Linked DNA regions of Homo sapiens: region 1 is linked to region 2. The links are chromatin loops, found by intact Hi-C in ENCODE. Cell type or tissue: ascending aorta. All regions are shown on one strand. Each heading gives the region's core, and the rest is flanking DNA. Links, peaks and the distances in the headings are about the cores only.

Region 1 (5,375 bases), core at 300-5,299, 380 kb before region 2:
ATTTTTGTGTAAATTGTCATCTACCATTATGCGCTCAGCCTTACTGACTTTTGGGGGAGGGGGAGGGTGTGCACAACTTATTCTATGTGTCAGAGAAGTTTCTCAGGGAAATGATATTTCAGCTGAGACCTGAAGGATGAGTTAGCAAGGTGAAGGGGGCTGTAAATGTGCATGAGTCAAGTTATTCTCAAGATCTGTTTGTCTTTTGCACAGGTCAAGTGGACAAGTGAATAATTGGGTAGATGATAGGAAAATCTCTGCATCTTTCAAGTCTTTGTTGGTGGCACAAATCTCTCTGATTCCCTCTGGGAAGCAGGATCACTTTGGCTTTACCATTTTGATAAGAAGGGGGAAGTTCTGGGAACACCATTTGTCTTTTCTCACCATAGTAGTCCTCACTCCAAGATTCCGGGAGCACTACAATAATGTCAGTTGCCAAGTATGTATATCTGAATTGTACATAATGGAATCAGGTTGGTCTGCAACCCACAGGAACCATGCTGAGATAGGTTGAGGCCAAAACATCATTTACTTACTAAGCTCCAAGGAACCACACAAAAGTATTGGAAGAGAAGGAGGAATAAATAACAATAAAAATTCTGAGCTTCCTACCTGCAGCAAGGGATTGAAGCAGTGCCACATCAAAATCAGTGTAAATTAATAGAACAAATGACCACAGGTCCTCTGGAGAATGGGGAAGGGGGATCTTTACAACATATTCCTGTTGCAGTGTAGAGGGGCCATTCTTCAAGTAGACCAAGTCTCCCCTTCCTCCAGTGGAACTTTGGACTGTGAGCTGACTCAGTTCTTGGTACTGGATGACACAAAACATCTCCATTCCAGTAAATCGAGTCATGTTTCTGGCCACCAGACTTAGAGTTTTAAAACTGCATAGACCACTCGAGCATACTGGCTCAGATCTATAATCCCAGCACTTTGGGAAGCTGAGGTGGGAGGATTCCTTGAAGCCAGGGGTTCAGGGCTGTAGTGAGCTATAATCGGGCCACTGCACTCCAGCCTGGGTGACAGAGCAAGATCCTGTCTCTTAAAAAATTAGAAATCAATCAAATAAAATTGCATATATCAAACAATCATTCGGTAGACCACCCATTTATTTCATTCTTAGGACATCACTGCCAAAGATCCCTGCTGCCCCATCAATACTTCCGTAACTGAGCCCATTTTTTCCTGGTGGTTTTGCTGTATCTAATACTTAGACCCTGCCACTCTGAGATTCCGTGATTCCCATTGAACCAGGAAGCACTGTGGATTTTCTCACCAACCTGGCTCATGGAAGATTGCTACAAAAGAGTTTTCAAGCATCTGGTGCTCTCCTCACCAATGCATTTCTCAACACTTTAATGAAGAAAGTCTGGTCCCATCTGGGAAATGCAGTGAATGGGCAGGTTTGTGGGTCACACTTGATAAATCTCACTCCAATGTAACTGTGTGCCTAAGCCTTTAAAAGTGTTAGTCCACCTCGCACCATGGGTGTACAACATTACAAACCCCAATGAAAGTGGTCACTGTTAAGTCCACGTTTCAGTCAACTAACGACGGAAGCTGGGAGGTAGAACTACTCCCTGACTCTCAAACTAACATGTGGAATCTACTTTGATAAATTTGGCCTAATTCAATGTTATCTTCTTTCTCCTTGGTCTAGCAATCTTAGGACCCATTTCCTTACATCTTCTTTAACTTCCTTCTAATATAAATTGGCACGTTGTTACAACTCTTTCAATGCTATCTCATGCTTGGTTACACTTTATACTTGACCTCCTAATTTCAGGTCTGGAAATATTGACAGATGGTGAGGATAGATCTGGTAGAGAACTGGCATTCTTTTCAACTGCTATGGGGAGGCACTTATTGAGTCCCTTGGTGTGCCAAGTGTGGTCTGTGAATCAGCAGCCATGGTGTCGCCTAGGAGCTTGCTAGAAGTGCAGAATCTCAGGCCACTCTCAAGGCCTAGTGAGCCAAAATGTTGATTTTGACAAGATCCTCAGGTGATTCTTATGCACACCAAGGTCTGAAGAGCACTGATCAAGGCTTCAAGCAAGAGAAGACAATCTTTCTCAGACAGAGGAAGGGGAGGCCGCTTCTACTGGCAAAAAGCTCAAGGAAATTTGGGGCTTCATGATTCTCAGATTCATCTGAGCCAACCGAAATATCCCCATTCCATTTCTTGGAGGCCCCATTCTTTCGAAATTAGAGCCCTGACTTTCACTTCAGCGATATGGACAGGCTATGAATCTAACTTATATTGAATTCTGTGACTTGCAGAATCAGATTATGGGCCTGATTTTCAACTACATCTCTTATTTCTTGTGGCTAACAAAGGACAATGGATTGTCTGAGGATCATCTGAGAGCCATCACAAGATCTCTTATTCTCTGATCATATATTGAACTGAGAATTTAAGAATTTTTGTAAACCCTCGAGTGCAGTCAGAAATAGCCAGCCCCCCATCACAATGGTTTATTGTAGCAGTCTCTTGGTTCCAGTACCTTAACTTTCAGAGACCCTTTATCCTACGTAATGCCAAATTATAATTTAAATAAATATTTGGCCAGATGCAGTGGCTCACACCTATCATCCCAGCACTTTGGGAGGCTGAAGTGGGGGGATCACCTGAGGTCAACAGTTCGAGACCAGCCTGGCCAACACGGTGAAACCCCATCTCTACTAAAAATACAAAAATTAGCCAGGCATGGTGGTGGGCGCCTGTAATTCCAGCTACTCGGTAGGCTGAGGCAGGAGAATCACTTGAATCTGGGAGGTGGAGGTTGCAGTGAGCCAAGATCACGCCAGGGCACTCCAGCCTGGGCAACAGAGTGAGACTCCATCTCAAAAATTAATTAATTAATTAATTAATATTTTGCCACTACATATGTGAAATACCAGTATCTCATTTTCCCCAGGTAATGAGGTCATTACTGTATTTATGCCCAAGGAAAGATAAACAATCTTAACTTTTTCATCATTTGGGGTCTGTTCCCTGAGTACAGTGTTGCTTGCAAAAGCTGTATCCATGGATGTCTCACTAGAAAAGCAGAATTCACTTTATTTATTTATCTTTTTGAGGGGACAGAGTGTCGCTCTGTCACCCAGGCTAGAGTGCAGTGGTGCGATCTTGGCTCACTGCAAACTCCGCCTCCTGGGTTCAAGCGATTCTCCTGTATCAGCCTCCCGAGTAGCTGGGACTACAGGCACTTGCCACCACACCTGGCTAATTTTTGTATTTTCAGTAGAGACAGTGTTTCACCACGTTGGCCAGACTGGTCTCGAACTCCTGGACTCAAGTGATTTACCTGCCTCAGCCTCCCAAAGTGCTGGGATTACAGGTGTGAGCCACTGTGCCAGGCCAGAATACACTTTAGGTATTTCTAGTAGAGGAAGTGACCAAAGAGCAAAGAGGGAGGAAGTGGCACTAGCAGCACTGGGGAGCATCTCACCACTGACATTGTTAGAGTCTGCAGATAATACTACTGGAACTACCCAGGCTGCTGATGTTGCAGTCAATCAGCTGCTTGTGATGGCCACCGTGAGAGCAGGCCACTCACTACACACCATCTCAGCTTCTGGAAATGCTGAATCTCATAGGCAGCTCTGGCAAATTCTGCTGGAAATGCCAAAGTTACCAGAACCTGGAGTCAATCACTACTCTAGAAAAGAGAAGGAAAAAAATTGTCTCTTCCTCCTACCTTCCAACCTCCCATCAATGATCCCAAAGGCGAAATTGACAGTGCCTGCAATTGACGTAACCTAATCAGGAGCCAGCTGGTCAGGTGAACTGGAAATATTTGTAAGATTACAGCTCCCTGAAATACAGAGCAGAGGAAGCAAGCCTAACATGTATCATACTTTCTGTTACTACTTGTTTGTCTGCTGGTCTTCTCTGAAACTGTAAGTTTTTGGTTTTGAGCTTATGTAATGAACTAGTCCCAAAATATACTGCTTACAACAAAACAAAACAAAACAAAAAACGTTGTTCTGCTTATGATTAAGGAAGGGCTCAGCTGTGTGGTTTGCTGCTCTTCCCCGCAACATTTACCACGGTCACTCCCTTGGCTGGATTCAGCTGGTAGTTGGATGGAGCTGATGCTAGTACCTCACCATGTGGCATCTTGTTCTCCAGCACTTCTCCACATGCCGTGGGAGTGTGTCTCTGGGTAGTTGCACTCCTTACATGGTAGCTGGCTTCCAAAAGGAAGAAAGCAGGAATTTTCACTTTTCTTAAAAAGGTAGGCTCAGAACTGGCCTAGTGTGACTTATGCTATATTCATTCTATTGGTCAACATACTCCCAGACCAGCCCAGTTTCTGGTTGGAGAAACAGACTTTATCTCTCAACAGACGAGGGACATGTGCTTGCACAGAGAGGAAGAATAATGTTGGTCATCCTCAAGACAAGCTACCACATCTACGCAGGTGTTTGTCTTGTTTACAAATCTCTTCCAAGCCTAACTCTCTACATAGCTCATTTTGAGTGTACAGTGAATATTTCTTGAAAGGACAAATAAATGAAGGTCTGGAATTATTTCTTCTGTGGAAGGAATAGCCTTCCTTCTAGCAGGCAGTGACATCCACAGAACTTATCCAATTTTCCTTTTTGCTTTGGCTACTAGGAAGTTGAGTACTAAAAATTTAGTGCCCAAGCACAATAACAATGTTACTCATAGCTTCTCAGTATTGTCTCTTCTTGTCCTCTCTCTGGGCTCTGATCTTCCTGCCGTGCTTTGCCTGTGAGTGCCCTGTGCAGGTATGAACAAAGGCTTTATTTGCTGCCTCAGTAAAGGAAGCTTTATTTTTGTTGATAAAGCAAAATGCTCATAGATAACAAAAAAGCAATTGACCTTTTATTGAAGCTTTCTTTATTAAAAGATATGAGTTCCTCTTAAGGTTCCCTGAGGGAGGAGCAATGCAACTGACATTGTCTTGTGGCAAATAATCTAAAATGGGAAAGAATTGGATGTGACTCATTTTTCTAATATTTGCATAAGGTGCAAAAACCCTAGGTACTCATCAGCTGATTCATCTTCATGGTTTGCATATCATACTTTTCCTTATAGACCGATACTTATTTTGCTGTTTGTTTTTTGTTTTTTTGTTTGTTTGTTTGTTTGTTTGAGATGGAGTCTCGCTCTGTTGCCCAGGCTGGAGTGCAGTGGTGTGATATCGGCTCACTGCAAGCTCTGCCTCCTGGCTTCCTGCCATTCTTCTGCCTCAGCCTCCCAAGTAGCTGGGACTACAGGTGCCTGCCACCACACCTGGCTAATTTTTTGTATTTTTAGTAGAGATGGGGTTTCACCGTGTTAGCCAGGATGGTCTCGATCTCCTGACCTCATGATTCCCCTGCCTCAGCCTCCCAAAGTG
Region 2 (5,375 bases), core at 281-5,280:
ATGGGTGAGCCCAGGAATTCATTAACAACATTATGGGGTCAGTTAGCCAAGCTTCTCTTTACAATTTTTCCAGCGCCTCTGGTTCCCCAAGAATCCCCTTTTCAGTCTTCTGGCAGGAAAGCTGGAGTGTGTCACCTTCTTCTTCCCATATTTCCTGCCCTTCTCCTGCATCCAGCGCCAAGTGGGGGCAGAATAGAAGACAGAGCACCACAGGCTCTGTTGGAAAGGAGGGTCTAGCTCCCTTGGAGTCTGCGGCAGCAGACATTTCTGCCACTGCCATTCCTGCATAGCCACGGTAGCAGAATTGCCTGGGACTGAGTTCAAAATAATAGACGAAAAAGAATAAATAAAATTGGAGACTTCCTCATCTTCTCAGAGCACTGGGAACCCCCTTTTCACTCCTCAAGCCAGAGCTAGAAGGTATCTCCTGGAGCTCTCTCTGTCATTGCCTTGGAGCCCACGTCCAGGTTCCCTGGTGCCTTGGGCTAAGCCAGGGGCTACCAGAGTGACAGTGACATACCCACCACCCATTCAGTGTCCTTAGCACACTTGTCTCCTCTCCCGGTCCATCGGCTGCTACTCCCTCTCAGAGCTCTGCAGTAATGAGCCTATGCGTCCTGCCCAAGTGCCGCCTGAAGTCAGTGGGAGCAACGGGATGAAGGAGGAGTCTCCACTGCTGTGGGAGTCCAGGGAGCTCATGGAGTTCCTGTGATGGCATCCTGCATTCTCCTCAAGGCCTTCCCCAGTTACTGCCATATCCCACCCCATGCCCTGGAAGCAAAGCTCTCCCTCTCCTATCCATCTCCACACTTTCGCACATCCTGGTTGGTGATTTGCTGCAGCCATGAGTGTGTGTGCATCAGCTGTCTGTTCCCCCTACGGCAGTAACTGTGTCTTTTCAGTCTTCTTTTCTCTAGTCTGGCTTCATTTTCTGAATACAAAGGATCCTCAGTAAGCGTGTGTTGAACACAGCTGGATTTCCGTGGTGTGTTGCAGGGCACTGGTCACTGACCCAGCAGACTCACGGTCTGCGGAGGATCAGGAGCTGCCCAGGCTCCCCGGAGCGTGTTTGTTCCTGGAGACGGTGGTCCCTCCTGTGCCTCCAGCTCCTGCCCCTGATCCCTAGTGCTGCTACCACCGTAGGTTTTCCTCCTTTCTCTGGAATCCAGATCAAGTTTTGCCTATTAAAAGCCTCCGTAATTGTGCTTTTTTTTTTTTCTTTTCCTGGCAGAATTGGAGAACTTAGGGAGGATACTGAAAATTGCATTTCTTTAGGGGCTAATCATAACAAAGCCTTTTGCAGAGCTTTGTGTCCTGCAGTTAGTCCTTGGGGGGTTAGGTAAGGGCCTCTGAGAACTATCAAGAAGTACATGGAGGGCCTTCAGTCTAACTATCCAGCAATTTCACAATAATACAGTATGGCCTCCCAAAGTGAAGATGGTCCATTCCAACCTCTGCACTGTATCATGGGTGATCAAGTAAGATCTTAGAGAAACCTAGACCAGTTCAGTCTCTTTTTTTTGAGACAGAGTCTCGCTCTGTCGCCTAGGCTGGAGTGCAGTGGCATGATCTTGGCTCACTGCAAGCTCCGCCTCCCAGGTTCATGCCATTCTCCTGCCTCAGCCTCCCGAGTAGCTGGGACTACAGGCACCCACCACCACGCCTGGCTAATTTTTTTGTATTTTTAGTAGAGACGGGGTTTCACCGTGTTAGCCAGGATGGTCTTGATCTCCTGACCTCGTGATCCACCCGCCTCGGCCTCCCAAAGTGCTGGGATTACAGGAGTGAGCCACCCACGGTGCCTGGCCACCAATTCAGTCTCTTCTCTGGGGAAAGTCATCCTCTCCGGCTGAACTTCACAGTTTCTGGAGGGTGGCCTCTGGGCAGGCGGGTACTGCAGCCTGGAGCCCGGAAGGATGTCAGCTCCAGAGGTGTTGAGCCAGGGCGGGGATGTTTGTGGCATGACTCTGAGGGAACTGCGCTGTCCTCTCATGTCCCTTTCAGGAGGCGTGTGCAGCCCTGCTAGACCAGTGCCTATGCTACGTGCAGTCCAGAGGCCTCCAGAGAGCCCCTGAGAAGACCAAGGGCAAAGTGAGCATGAGGTTCTCCTCTCTCTGCCCACCCTCCACGTCCACTGCCTCTGGCCGCAGACCCAGCCTCGTGATCGATGGGAGAAGCCTGGCCTACGCTCTCGAGAAAAACCTGGAGGACAAATTCCTCTTCCTTGCCAAGCAGTGCCGCTCCGTCCTCTGCTGTCGGTCGACGCCTCTGCAGAAGAGCATGGTGGTGAAGCTGGTGCGGAGCAAGCTCAAGGCCATGACCCTGGCCATAGGCAAGTATCCCAGCTGGCCAGACGGCCTCCTCCCAGCTGGACCCAAACTTCCTCTACCCTTCCATGCTACACCACGAGATGGGAAAACACTTCCTCACCTTTCTTTCTGTGTGTAAAATCACACCCAGTGTGATAGAGCAGGCAACATGTTCCGAAGGTAAAGTTTACATTGGAAAGCCACAAAAGAGAGTAGCAGAGTTACAGGTTCATGCTGCAAGGTCAGTAATCCGGTGCTGCTTTACGGCAACAAGATGGAGCTTACCCTGTTTCTCAGGAGACAGCACACAAGAGACCTGCCTGTCCCAGTCTGTCCTGGCCACAGCAGAGGGCACTACACACTCAGCCTTAGCCCAGGCCAACTTAGAAGGTCCTTTGCAGCTGCTTCTGGTCACCATGAGCCTCCGGGTGTCCAAGGCTTTGTAACGCCCTAAGGGCCCAGAGGCTTGGTGACCAGAATTCCCACTGCCTCCTGTCAGCTGTGCTGATGGTTCTGGGACAGGCTTCTGAGTAAATAAGTCCATCATCAGATACGCATCACTGCTCAGTTTTACACCAGTTATTTAAGGACTGTGTTTCTCATGGTGGTTTTTCCTGGCAGACACTGTTGGCCTGGAGAGCCCTGTCTGCTCCTCTCCAGGGAGGGGATGGTGGCCACTCGCCTCCTTCCAGGACATCCTCTCTGCCCACTTCTAGTGCAGGCAGAGTCTCTAGCACAGGTTCAGGGGCTCAGCAGCACCACCTCCTGGTGAGGGCCAGGAAGGAAGCAGTGGCCGTGACCCCCACATGCCAACAATTGGGCCTCCCTGTAAATAGAATCTACTCCTAGGTGAGAACTGGATCAGAAATCAAGTACCCTCGCCAATCAATCAGCCAGTGTTGGCAGTATTTTCTGCAAAAGGTCTGTGACAGCCCCTGCTTGTTGACATGGAGATTGCTGCCTGTTCACAGTGGGCACCTCACCTGGCCAGAGGAGACCGCTGTTGAGCCTGGGTTACAGTGGCAGTGAGGAGAGCGAGCACTGGCCTGAACACGGTCGTCATGGGGACCCTGCCCTACACACCCTGAGGCCAGTAACCGCTAAGGAGAGTGGGCACAGGGCACGTGTTCAGGAGGCCCGGGGAACCTAACAGCCATGGCCTGTCCTGAGGCCATCTTTGCCTTCATGTGCCTGGGGTGGCCCTCAGGTTTCCCTGAGGAGCTGGAAACGGTCTTCAGGCTGACCTGCACCACCCCTGTCCCAGCCTCCTCCTCTGAGCGTCAGCGTCCTTCCCTGGGAGCACGAGGACAACGTCAGCCCTGAAAGGCCACAGTACACAGTAAGACGTGAATGATGTTTCCCTGGCCTGGCCAGTGCCTGCCTCAGCCGCGTAGCCACTGGTGTCTGGTATTCCTGAAGAAGTGGAAGGAAATCCTTGGCAGATTAAAAAGAAAAGGAAACACAGAATGGAATCTCAAAAGAAAACGGGAAAGTAATGACCCATAAGAACATCAGCACATGGCTGGGCACGTGGTTCACACCAGTCATCTCAACAGTTTGGGAGGCCAAGGCAGGAAGATCACTTGAGCCCGGGAGTTTGAGACCAGCCTGGGCAACATAGTGAGTCCCCATCTCTACAAAAAATAAAAAAAATTAGCTGTGTGTGGTGGCACACACCTGCAGTCTCAGCTACTTGAGAGGCTGAGGTGGGAGGCTCACCTGAGCCCAGGAGGTCAAGGCTGCAGTGAACCGTGATCACACCACTACACTCCAGCCTAGGCAATAGAGTGAGAGACCCTGTCTCAAAAAAAGAAAAAAAAAACTGCTGGGGCAACATGGTGGGCGAAACCCCATCTGTACTAAAAATGCAAAACCTGGCTGGGTGTGGTGGCATGTACCTGTAGTCCTACCTACTCAGGAGGCTGAAGTGGGAGGATCACTTGAGCCCAGGAGGTTGAGGCTGCAGTGAGCCATGATCATGCCACTGCACTCCCACCTAGCCTGGGTGACAGAGTGAGACCCTGTCTCAAAAGAAAAAGAAAGAAAGAAAGAATGCGTTAAAGCATCAATGTGACCTACTCCTAGTGCCCAGTGGTTTATAATGTAGAGAGCATCGTTGCATACCATATCTCATGTTTTACCGTATCTCATTTTAAATGGGACATTCTGGGGAAAGCTGTACAGATTTTTATTGCTTCAGAGAATTCCAATTTGATATATATTAACTGATCAGTTAATATTGGTCTCAACATTATAAAGAACAGGAAAATCACAGGGAAGAGACATCCTGTAGTCACACTACAAGTCATTCTAACTTTGTGTATCTGCACCTTTTCTCATTTGTGCAACTTGGGATGTATGCCCTGATTTGGGCTCTTCTGCTGCCCAGTTCCAAGAATGGTGACCGTCACGGAGTGATAACAACTTTATGACTCTGCTGTCCTTTCCCCGAAGGTGTCCAGATATCTGACCATGCTCTGTGTTCCTAAACATTTTCTATCAACAAATTGACAGAATGAAGAGAAGTTCTCCTTTATTGCACCCCTAGAGGGCCCCAAAGTGAGCACAATGGCTAATACTGTGGCAATCCATATGCAAAAAAAAGAGCTCCACAACGTGCTGGGCTGAATTTAACCTCCTTCCCTTAGTTTAGAAACTGCCCGGGAAGTGTGGCTGGGAGTAGCCTTGGCTGCTTGGCTGGAGTGGCTCAGTAACTAATGATGATGAAGATGATGATAGCATCTTTCCTTGTGCCAGACAGCAGGATGAGGGTTTTACTGGTGTAAGAGCGGCACTGCAGAGCAGGCGCCATGTACCAGGTGGCTCAGCTCCAGCCCGCTTTCCGAAACATCTCCTGGTGTCGCTAGCTTATTCTGAATGCTTAACTCTATTCTCCCAGGGTGGATGCTCTACTCCTTTTTCCCCCATCTTCCCCAGGACGCTTTCACAGGACTGAGTTCAGCGGGGACTCCCAAGAAAATCTAGCACATTGATTTGATTCTGTGCTGTTTCTAGAATCAAACAATTCTTCTTGCCTGTGCTGTTTCTAGGTGATGGAGCCAATGA

What was found. A loop is a pair of places that touch in the nucleus more often than their neighbours do. Peaks named below come from ENCODE experiments on the same cell type or tissue, not always from the same donor. Only the 100,000 strongest peaks of a DNase experiment are listed, where the experiment ranks them.
Region 1: it touches region 2 in a loop (3-fold over the local background); 2 of 110 quality-filtered maps call a loop at or near these places.

Annotation. Positions count from the first base shown.
Region 1 is chr15:26,074,620-26,079,994 of GRCh38, reverse strand. No RefSeq gene overlaps it. Among named protein-coding and RNA genes, the nearest start is that of TRE-TTC2-2, 5.0 kb to the left of the region's middle. In ascending aorta, for the core only: no CTCF peak of the experiment used is centred there; no DNase peak of the experiment used is centred there.
Region 2 is chr15:25,691,776-25,697,150 of GRCh38, reverse strand. ATP10A (ATPase phospholipid transporting 10A (putative)) reads left to right here. Exons shown (of 21, transcript NM_024490.4): 14 at 2,005-2,332; 15 at 5,360-5,375. Among named protein-coding and RNA genes, the nearest start is that of LINC02250, 120 kb to the right of the region's middle. RefSeq lists enhancers at 1-484, 1,471-1,971. In ascending aorta, for the core only: CTCF peaks have their summits at 3,077 (motif pointing left) and 4,869; a DNase peak (open chromatin) is centred at 3,060; H3K27ac peaks cover 2,701 bases.